Linked DNA regions of Homo sapiens: region 1 is linked to region 2. The links are chromatin loops, found by intact Hi-C in ENCODE. Cell type or tissue: MCF 10A. All regions are shown on one strand. Each heading gives the region's core, and the rest is flanking DNA. Links, peaks and the distances in the headings are about the cores only. Region 1 overlaps COPB2-DT (COPB2 divergent transcript). Region 2 overlaps NMNAT3 (nicotinamide nucleotide adenylyltransferase 3).

Region 1 (5,384 bases), core at 269-5,268, 200 kb after region 2:
AATAAATGTAGATGAAATGGGAAAATATTTTTAAAAGTCACCATTAGGCAAACACCACAGTAATAATTATTACAGGCAAAAATCTACCAATGGCTGCTCAAATTAGTATAAGAAATTTTGAGGAGAAACAAAATAGTTGCATAGTGTCAAATACGTCCTTCAAGATATTCACTAATTATGAAGAGAAAAATGGTAATTTTACAGTGAAGAAAGCCAGCAGATACTGCCTTCACCAAATGATCAAGGTTAATTATCACCAGTAATAAGACTTATTGACATCATGTACTCCCTGATCCATAGACTGAGGTCATATCACCGTTGTATGCCTGCCAAAAATGCATAACCTCAATTCAATAGTGAGAAAACATCAAGCAAACCCCGATTGACAGTTATTCTGCAATATAACTGACTTGCCTTATTTAAAAGTGGCAGGGTCACAAAAGACAAGGAAAGACTGGAAAGACTGAGGAAATGTCACAGATTAGAGGAGACCAAGGAGACATGGCAACTGAATGCGATGTGAGATCCAATCAATGAAAGAACTGGTGAAATTCACATTAGGCCTGTTGCTTGATTAATAGTAATTAATAACACTCATAACATCACTAATAGTACCCATGTTAATTTCATGGTTTTGATCACTGTATTATGGTTATTTAAGATGTTCCTTTAACATTTAGGGAAGCCAAGCAATGCATATATGAGTACTCACTGTACATTTTTTGCACCTTTTCTGTAAGTCAAAATTTGTTTCAAAAGAAAAAGTTAAAAAAAAAATAGCCACATGTGTAAGTAAAGTTGAAGGTCTCCTAGCCACTGTGGTCTGAAGGACACAGATGAAAGTCCCCTACCTTCAATGTTTTCCCCTCCAGCAGCCTGTCAAGACGCCTGAAATCCCACCATTCAAAACACATTACTTTCTTTTTCTTTTTTTTTTTTTTTGGAGACAGAGTCTCACTCTGCCTCCCAGACTGGAGTGCAATGGCGTGATCTCCGCTCACTGCAACCTCCGCCTCCCAGGTTCAAGCAATTCTCCTGCCTCAGCCCCCTGAGTAGCTAGTATTACAGGCGTCTGCCACTACGCCCGGCTAATTTTTGTATTTTTAGTAGAGACAGGGTTTCATTATGTTGGCTAGGCTGGTCTCGAACTCCTGACCTCAGGTAATCCATTACTTTCAACGAATATTTTGTGTTTCTGAAAGTCCAGAGAGTCACGTAATGTATTTATTGAGCACTTTCTATGTTCAGGGACCTACTAGGTACTAGGGATAGGTAGTGGATAAGGCAGACAGCACCTCTGCCCCACTAGAGCTTATATTCAGCTGTAGCCTCTTAGTACAATGTTAAGATGAGTTGGTTTGCTTCAATTCCTACAGAGGCCATAAACCAGGATCCTAAGAAGAGGTAAATTTGGGTAAGTGAAAGAGGGGAGGCTAAAGCTTAGAGCATACAGCTGCTGAAAGATTTAAGAACTAAGCGTGACACTGAGACAAGTAGGATGGTGCACGAGGAGAAATACAGTTTGAGGAGTTGAATACACATGAAAACTGAATTGAACCTAAAATAATAATAGCCAACCCCTGGAAAGCACTGGTTATGTGGCAGGTACTGTTCTCATGAATTTATATGTATGGTAACTCCTTAGACCCTCACGGCAGCCCTGTGGGGCAAGGTACTGTTATTATCCCCTTTTGCAGATAAAGGAGCTGAGGCGCTGAGGGTCGCACAGCTGGTACGTGCTGGATGGAGTTGGGCCATGGGCCTGGGTAGTTTGTCTCTAGAGACAGTACACCTCACACGCATGGACTGCTGCTGTTCCCAGAGCTGAGCGACAACACTTTGGCACAGAGAAGGAAGGAGAATGGCAAAGCCAAGATCAAGTCCTCGTATCTAGGTCTAAAGGAGAGAAGAAGAAGAGGAAGAGGAAGAGGAAGCCGAGTCTTGCTTTGTGTGAGTGCTACTATGTCTTAAGCAGGATACCCAGTGCTTTCCCTGTATTAGTATCTAAAATTCATGCTTCTGAGATACTGTCATTCTCATTTTACAGAGGAGGCTTAGAGAGATGAAGTATTTTGCCCAAGGTCACATAGTTCTAGTAACAGGTGAAGCCAGGATTTAGCTGATTTATGGAAAGCTTTAGATTTGGTTGCTCTCAGTCTCACCACTGGCCTAGCACTAAATAAGCATGTGTTTCTCTCTCCCTCTCTCTCTCTCTCTCTCTCTCTCTCTCTCTCTCTCTCTCTCTCTCTCCTCTCCCCCCACCTTCCCTCTTCCTCTCCCTCCCCCTCTCCTCTCACACACTAAAGTTAATTATTTAATGCCCGTAATATATATCTTGAGGATGGCATTTTGCAGCACTGAGCTTTAAACAGTACATGTTTAAATACATTTAATCCAATGAATATTTCAAGGTAATTAATCTCCACAGCGTGAGAGAATGTTCAGGTTTCCCAGCACATCAAAATACATCTGAATCAGCTGAGGAAATGATTTGCACACTCTGCAGTGGGTTGAGAAAGATTCACTTAAAGACTTTCAGATCTGACTCCCTGGTGTTAACGAGCAGAAAGGCTGCTAAAGAGAAGGATTAAGGCGCCTCCTAGTGGTTATATTTATGCAAGGAGAGAATATGGCTAACAACTATTGGGCAAGAGGACTACTTGTTTGAGTTGGCTGGGGTGGAAGAGTTTTGTTTTGTTTGTTTTTGTTTTTGTTTTTGGAGAGTACTATCCTGCAAATGTGTGCACATACACATATGTACACACATGCATAATTCACATAATTTTTGTGTATCAAATACACATCACCATGGTACGTGGCACCCGTGTTATATGCTACTGTTTTATGAGTGTGGGAGTATGGTGGAATAACAGTGGGTGAGAATTTGCATGGGTGCCTACCCACATGATTTTGCCTGGACTCTCTAACCCTTCTGCAGGTGTTGAGATGACTATATTTGTTGAAGATTTAGTTTGAGCCTATAGAACTCAATGGATGGAGTTAATTGGCCTGATTTCCAACTCATGACGTTAATAGTAGTAATAGCTGCCATCAACTGAAGGATTATAGCTGTGGCCATATATATGTGTGGGTTTCATATGCTATATCTATATATTACTATACATAGTTATAGTTATTACTATAATATATAATACAGTAATTATTACTATATTACTATAATAATAACTATATCTAGTAATATACAGATAGCTATATATACATATAAATGTGTATATATAATCCCATGTGATCCTCTTGTCAATCCTGTAAGAGATTAGTGTCATTAACCCACATCACTGATGAGAAAACTGAGGCTCAGAACTTGAGCAACTTTTCCAAAGTCACACAACTTGTCAAAACCAGGCCTGCTGATTCCTGAGTCCATGTTATTAACTTTATACTGCCTCTGCATCACATTTCACACGGCAATGAACTTGTGCTAGCAGTATCAAATCAACTAATATTTATTATTTACCTGCTAGAGGCAACCTACTAGTAAAAGACACTGTGCTTGGTACTGTTGAGGGAACACACACACACACACACACACACACAAATTATGATGCCTATCCTCAAAAATTTAATAGTTTTATTGAATAAGATAATAAAGATAATAAAGACTTTAAAATTTAAGTCTTTTTTGAAAAAAAAATATTTAAGGTGACAGAATAACCTTAGAAGATAGGGCATTAGACAACACTTATTTAATTGCCAAATAAATAAGAATTACCATGGGGAAGGTCAATTCAGCGGGTATTTGAGCTGGGTTTTGAAAGTTGAGTGAGCGAAAGGGGCAGGTAGTGCTTTCCTGAAAGGAGGCTACTCCAGAGAGCCATGAAACACGGTGAAGTAGCCAGAAAACACTGGGCTGGGGACCTGGAGCCCCAGAGACTCAGTCACAGGCCTGCTGAGGACACTTAGGCAAGGCATCGTTGCCTCTTTACACCTCAGTCTCACCATCTGTACCTTTAGGCAATTGGCCCCACTCAGAACCTCTTTGGCCTAAAATTCTACATTCCGTAAGTCTAGCAATTTGAACTGAGTCATAGTCCATAAAGGACTACAGAGTGTCAGGAAGTTTTATTAGTGGTGGAGTGGCTGAGCTGTCATTTCAACCTGCTCACCATCTGGAGGAAAAAGGGGCAATACCTCTCATCCACACTCATAAACATGCTGAAGGGTTCCTTTCATGGTTAATGGCAGCACACCCTCTGGCACATGCGGAAGGACCAAAGATATGCAGTACCATTACCTAGATGGTGGGTATGGCATTACATATCAAGATGTTTTTCCTAGCATCATGATTTGGTGCCTTACACACGTCACTGTGTAATAGAAAAAAGACGGTATCATTGGGAACCCGACCTGAAAAAACAGCCCATTTGTGTACTTTCCCATGAATGGTTTGTAGTTCTCCACATGCACATTCTCATTTTATCTCCAGACCTTGGAAAATGCTGCTATCTCTGCTTGGAACAAACATACACACTCATACTCATGCACACACTCCTGTGCACATATACCTTTATTCATAATATTCAGTGGCATTTATTAGGAGGTATGAATCCCAGATGATAGCTCAAGAGCACAAGCAACATACTTTATTTATAGGTTAATACAGAGCAGAGTCCCTATTCTGGTAGGTGGGAAGCAAATTTGGAGCATCTCTCTGTCCTCTTGATTACATCTAGATTCTGGGGCGGAATGAGGGGGAGCTTATGTAATGTCCTTGATGTTTCCTGTCCACACTAGCTGAGAGATCCCCTGAGCTATCTGTTAGGGAGTTCACTGTGGAGATGTTCCTTGTTCCCAGCTCTCAAGCTTTCTTAGTGGCTTCTGTGCCCAGTCCCTGGCACACAAAAAATTACTCTGCCATGCCCTGCCGTGCCACATATGGTGCCTTCTCTACTCCCTCATACACCCCTCACAGCCACTTCCATCCCTCTCTGGGTAATTCTAGCCCTCCTGGGCCTTTATGCAGGAAAAAGGCACATGGGCCTTTAGCTCTTGGGCTCCACAAATCTATTTGGTGCTTCTGTGGTCTTTTCCCCAGGGATATATCTAAAAACTCAAAAGGAGAAGACTCCTCTTCAGGACCAGCAGTAGCTTGACTTTCCTTCCCCACCCCTCCTTTCTCTAGGAATTCTTTCTGAATTTCAGAAGTTGGAAGCTTTCAGAAAGCTTCTTCGTGCAAGAGTTCAGTCCAATCAGGAGAATGCCCTAGGCAGGTTCATAATAAGGAACATACAATAAAATAACTGATCTCTGGAGGTGTCAAGATCATACAAAAGACAAAGAAAGACCCAGGAACAATTGGAGACTGTCAGAGAACAGGGAGAAATGACAATCAAATACAATGTGGTATGTTGAATAGTATCCTGGAA
Region 2 (5,384 bases), core at 162-5,161:
AGGAATTGTCTGGACTGTCTTGGCAAATGGACAGCCATCAACCTCCAGTTCTGTAGGGCAGAGGGATGACCTTGGTGTCAATGTGCAGGAGGCCAGCATATCCCTGTTGACAGGATCATGGTGGTAAAGAGGGCCCAATAGGCAAGGATGTCTTTTTTAAGTTTCAGATTGAGTCGGGTGAAGTGGGGCTTTGGGGAGGGATCTTGTGTGCCTTCAGGGAGCCAGAAAGTTCACTTTATATCTCTGGAAGGCTCATTCCATTGACTGGGACAGAACCAAAGAGAGGAGGTAGACATCTGACAAAAATACTTGGTCAGGGATAGACACTGACTCTGTTGTTCTTTCCACACACATTTCCTGAGTACCTATTGGTGCCAGGCACAGTGCTAGGAGTTGAAAGGACCAAGATGAATTTAAAAACCACTCTCTAATCACTTGAGCCCAGGAGTCTGAGGCTGCAGTGAGCTATGATTATGCCACTGCACTCCAAACTGGACAACAAAGTGGGACCCTGTCTCTTAAAAAAACAAATAAAAAATAAAAAACCTCTAAGATATTATCTTCCACTTGGAGAAGAGCAACATGCATTAAAAAAATGACAGTTCTCTGGTGAAGAAACAAAAAGGTGATAAAATATGTAACAAGTACAGAGTTAGCATGGTGGTGAGGGCAGTAGGGGGGAGGTAAATATTCCAGGGAGAAAACCTTGAAGGCAGATCATCAGGATGGCGTTTCAGGTGGTCATGACTGCTTTTGCAGAAGCAGCATGTTGTGCTTGAGGAGTGGGATGAAATGCTGTCTAGATGACTATGGAGTGGGAGGCAGTAAGCTGGGGAGGGGGCGGGAGCCAAAGGTAGAACCTGTTTGCCTTGTCTCCAGTTTAATGATAAATTCCAACAAGCCTGTACACCACATTCTCAACTTGTTAAATCCTTCAGCTGCAATTATCACTCTCTGGCCTCCATTAAATGCTTATTGATGAGAAGCCTTCCCCAATAGCAGAAGTCTCCCTCACTTGCTCCGTCTCACTAGATATTATTAGATGATAAGGGCAGATGGGACACTTTTATAGCATGCATCTTGCCTTGTGTCTGATGAGATTTGCACTCAAATTAGAGCCAGTTTATTGTCCTGGTGGATCCCTGGAGTGATTCCATTTTAGCCCTATCACTGTATTTCGCTGGGTTTGGCTTGGGAGGGTACTTAGTTGAAGCAAATTTGAGTGTACACATGGTACAGGTGCACTGACCCTGTTACTGATCCTGGGAATGTGCACTCCTGTGTCCTTCAGCCTGCGATATGGCCCAGACATAGCACAGTCACCACTAGAACAGTGTGGCTCAGTATGCCCACAGCAAAAAAAGAAAGAGAGGCACTTATTAAAGGTCATTTATTCTCCTTCTCAGCATCACACTTCATTGCTGTTGATGCCACCATTCAAACAAATTGTTCTAATTTATAGTTTCTGGGAACTTTTGGAAAAATGGATGAGAGCCCCAGGTTACCTGAGATGCTGTTACATATTTTAATGGTGCTAACAATGTATATTTTGTCAAAATGAAACAGGATTTTGAAAGACTTCATAACAGTTGTAAAAAAAAAACAGCCACCTTTTCAGATACAGTCATCACGAGGCTGCTCTTGTGAATAGCTTGGCACACTTTGCAAATATCTCATTAAACCATCCAACCTCCCTGGGAAAAAGCTAGCAGCAGCTTGTTGACTGCTTTCTTCCCACACAGTTGGGGGTATTCCTGCTGCCTCAAAGGAAGTATGGAGAGACCACGGCCCGCCTAGGCTGAGAGCTTTTCATCTTCACACTGTAGCTCAGAGTACATGCCCTCCAGCCTGCCAGTGCCCTGTTTCAGTCTTCACTGATCCCTACTCTGGGCCAGGCTCTGTGCTTCGAGCTGAAATCCCAAGAAGGAGAAAACACCACTTCCCTTCCTAAAGGGTTTACTGTCCAGTGGATAGGAAAGACACATAAGCAGGCTTTTTCAATAAAATGTCGCTTGTGGTTTATTAAAGGTAAGTCAGAGATGAGTTAACCTAAGCTAGATGTCAAAGAAGCCATCTCAGCAGCCTTCCACCCTCCCAAGTCCCAGACACTTGTATCCCCAACTCTGTGGCAGCCACAGTGAATTAGTTAATCCAGTTTCCAATCCCCTTTCCCTTACTGTTCTCACTGGAGAGGCTGTCAAGCTAAATAGATGCCTTTTCTGGCCTCTGTTGTAGCTACAGTGGCCATGTAACCTAGTTCTGGCCAATGAGACAGAAGCAAAATCTACAGGAGGTTCTAAAAAAGCTCTTGTGTTCTTGATTAAGAGGAATAGCCAATCTAGTACAGCTTCTTGCTCCTCCTTCTTGCCTTTATTGAGGTTATGATGTGACCATGAGACAGAAACTGAAAGAATTGTAGGTCATTGTTGAGCCCATGATTTCATGTCATTAGGTGCCTACTTCCAGACTTTTTGTCATGTTAGAAACAAATGAACCTCTCTTTGTTTAGACCACTGAGGTTAGGCTTCTGGTATTTGCAGCTAATATATCCCTAACTGATATAGGTACCTAGCAGGTAATTGATAAATAGTGATGAAGTAATAAATAATGTGATCATATGAATTGGATCTTAACATATTGGGATGTGCCGGGGGGTTTTCTGGTTGGAGGAAACCAAAATAGCCTGTACAGAAGGTTGAAGCAGGAAGCCATGAAGATCTCACAAAGAAGTCCTAATAGGTAGTTCATTGTTGCTAGAATATAAAGTAGGAAACTGGATGAAAGCCTGGAGAAGGAGATAACATGGGCCAAATTGAAACAGTTTCCTTTGATATAAGCAGGGTCCCAGGTTCCTGTGACTGAGCACTCTACATGTTGCCCCCAGAACTGCAGGATTACAGCTAAGACCATCACAGCAAGATGAATAATAAAGGCAATAAATGCATTCCTCCCATTGGTTTCTGTATTATCTATTACTGCATAACCAATTACATCAAAATGTAGCAGCTTAAGATAACACATTTATTTATTATTTTTATTTATTATCTCACAGTTTCTGTGGGTCGTGAATTCAGATATAATTTAACTTATAAAGCCTATCTTATAAAGCTTCAGTCAGTGTTCGCAGGGCTGCAATCACATCTGAAAACTTGACTGGGGAAAGATCACACCCACACTCATGCACATAGTTTTTGGCAGATCCAGTTCCTCACTGGCTGTTGGCCACCAGAGGTCTCTCTCACTTCCTGGGCCCATGGGCATCTCCACGGGGCAGCTCACAACCTGCCTGCTGGCTGCATCAGGGTGAGCAAGTAAGAAAGCAAAAGAGGTGAGCAAGAGGGAAGCCAGGGGCCTTTGGTAACCTTATCTCAGAAGTGGTAACCACTACTGCTGTATTCTGTTTGTTGTAAGCAAGTTTCAGCCTATACTTAAGGGATGAGATTACCAGTGAATACTAAAAGGATCATTGGGAGCCATCTTAAACACTGCCTACCACAGACACACCACCATCTCCTTTCTCCTCCTGCTCCATTAGGGTCAGCAGTAGCAGCACCTTTCTCACCATTGTCATCATCATCACCACAGCCACAGTGATTATTTATTAAATGCTTCTTACGTATCAGGCACTTTCCATATGTAACTATCCTCACTATAACCTTGTAAGAGTAAGTAACATTATCCCCATCTTGCAGGTTAGAAACCTGAGGCTCAGAGAGGGTCTGTGATTTGCCCTAGGCCTCACAGCCAGTGAGAGGTAGAACTAGGGGTCAACCAAGTCCCACCTCGAGGAGGCAGCATCTCAGAGGCAAGAGAGCCGTGTCTGCCAGCCTGCCCTGGAGCCTGGGCTGTTTCCTTCTCACCTTTAACCTCAACAGGGTGAGACCAGAGGGTGGGCTGCACCCTCTCAAAATGCTTGGGCCCCAGATAAAGGACAATAGGTGAGATCAGAATACAGTCTGCACATTAGATAATAGTCCAGTAACAATGTTGGTTTCCTGATTTTAATCATTGTTCTGCAGTTATGTAACAAAGTGTATTCATTCTGAGAAAACACATACTGAAGTATTTAGAAGTAAAGAGATTTTATGTCTATGACTTACTCTCAAACATTTCAGAAAAAATATTTATAAACAGGTATGTATGTGTGTGGAAAGAGAGTGATAAAGCAAGTGTGGTAAAATGTTAACATTGGGGAATCTGGATAAAGAGTATAAAACATTTTGTATAAATTTTGTAACTTTTTTCCAATAAGTCTGAAATTGTTTCAAAATAAAAAGTGTTTTAAAAGTGCTAATCTACTCTAGGACCTTGTGAGATCTATTAGGACTACCAGAGATGGCACTACGGGAGTCTTCTAGCCCTCCTTCTGACCCCGTGGTGATCTGTCAGAGCTCAAGGAGGATATAGAGGTTCAGAATAGAACATGGGTTCTGGGATCAGGCTGCCTTGGTTCCAGTCCTGGCCCAGTAGCTTCTAAGGTCCCTGAGCTGTATGAGTAACCACTCAGGGTCGTTAAAAAGGACTTGGCAAGAGAAGGATACGCCTTGGCATAGCACTTGGCATACTTCATGGCCCATGGCCAACCCTCCTTAAACGTTGTTTTAATGGCCTCCTCAGTCATCTTACAAGTGAGAAGTAATGGTCTGTGTGTGGTTTAGAGAGACTGATCTGGATAATTGTCTCAGTGCTAACTCCCTGACATGAGCTTTTGTCCCCATAAAAGCAGGGTGGCCACTGCAACAGGTGTGGATGTGCCTGACAAGATGAAGAGCCGAATACCTGTGGTGCTCCTGGCCTGTGGCTCCTTTAACCCCATCACCAACATGCACCTGCGCATGTTTGAGGTGGCCAGAGATCACCTACACCAAACAGGTCAGTCAGGGGGCCCTGAGTCCAACAGAAGAACTGGTGGGTTAGGCTTCATGGGGCTTTTCTGGCTGCTGGCATCACTATTATTAAAACAGCTCAATTTATTCACAGCATAACTAGTGGCATATTTTTTTCATCATATTCAAAGGGTTGATGCTTATAGTCTTGTGACATATGTACAAGTCATACCCCTTGCCATAGAGCTGAACACATCTCAAGGTCTCCCCTCCCTGCCCACCTCACATTGGCAATGAACGACAACAGGCCCTCTACAGAACCTGTGCCACAATCAGGGCATCCTTCCTGGTACTCCCAACATCTACCTACACAGCCAGATGAATAGGTAGCATGTGCCTTAGAAAGCTCCTGATACTCTTCAGAGGGTAAGAAAATGCTTGATAATGGGCATTTTGACATTTTCTCATTTTAAAGAATAGATCTTAGATTATTACAAATTAATAATCTTGTATATAGGGCATTTCCAATACAGATGGCATGACTTTGACAGGAATATT

What was found. A loop is a pair of places that touch in the nucleus more often than their neighbours do. Peaks named below come from ENCODE experiments on the same cell type or tissue, not always from the same donor. Only the 100,000 strongest peaks of a DNase experiment are listed, where the experiment ranks them.
Region 1: a loop joins it to region 2, with 26 times the contacts of the local background. A loop is called at or near these places in 10 of 110 quality-filtered maps.

The regions. Positions count from the first base shown.
Region 1 is chr3:139,424,951-139,430,334 of GRCh38, reverse strand. The region is part of intron 3 of COPB2-DT (COPB2 divergent transcript); the gene reads right to left. Among named protein-coding and RNA genes, the nearest start is that of COPB2-DT, 38 kb to the right of the region's middle. In MCF 10A, for the core only: a CTCF peak has its summit at 2,588 (motif pointing left); a DNase peak (open chromatin) is centred at 2,574.
Region 2 is chr3:139,627,104-139,632,487 of GRCh38, reverse strand. It overlaps NMNAT3 (nicotinamide nucleotide adenylyltransferase 3), which reads left to right. Exons shown (of 7, transcript NM_001401600.1): 4 at 4,724-4,872. The coding sequence starts at 4,764. Among named protein-coding and RNA genes, the nearest start is that of NMNAT3, 48 kb to the left of the region's middle. In MCF 10A, for the core only: no CTCF peak of the experiment used is centred there; a DNase peak (open chromatin) is centred at 3,247.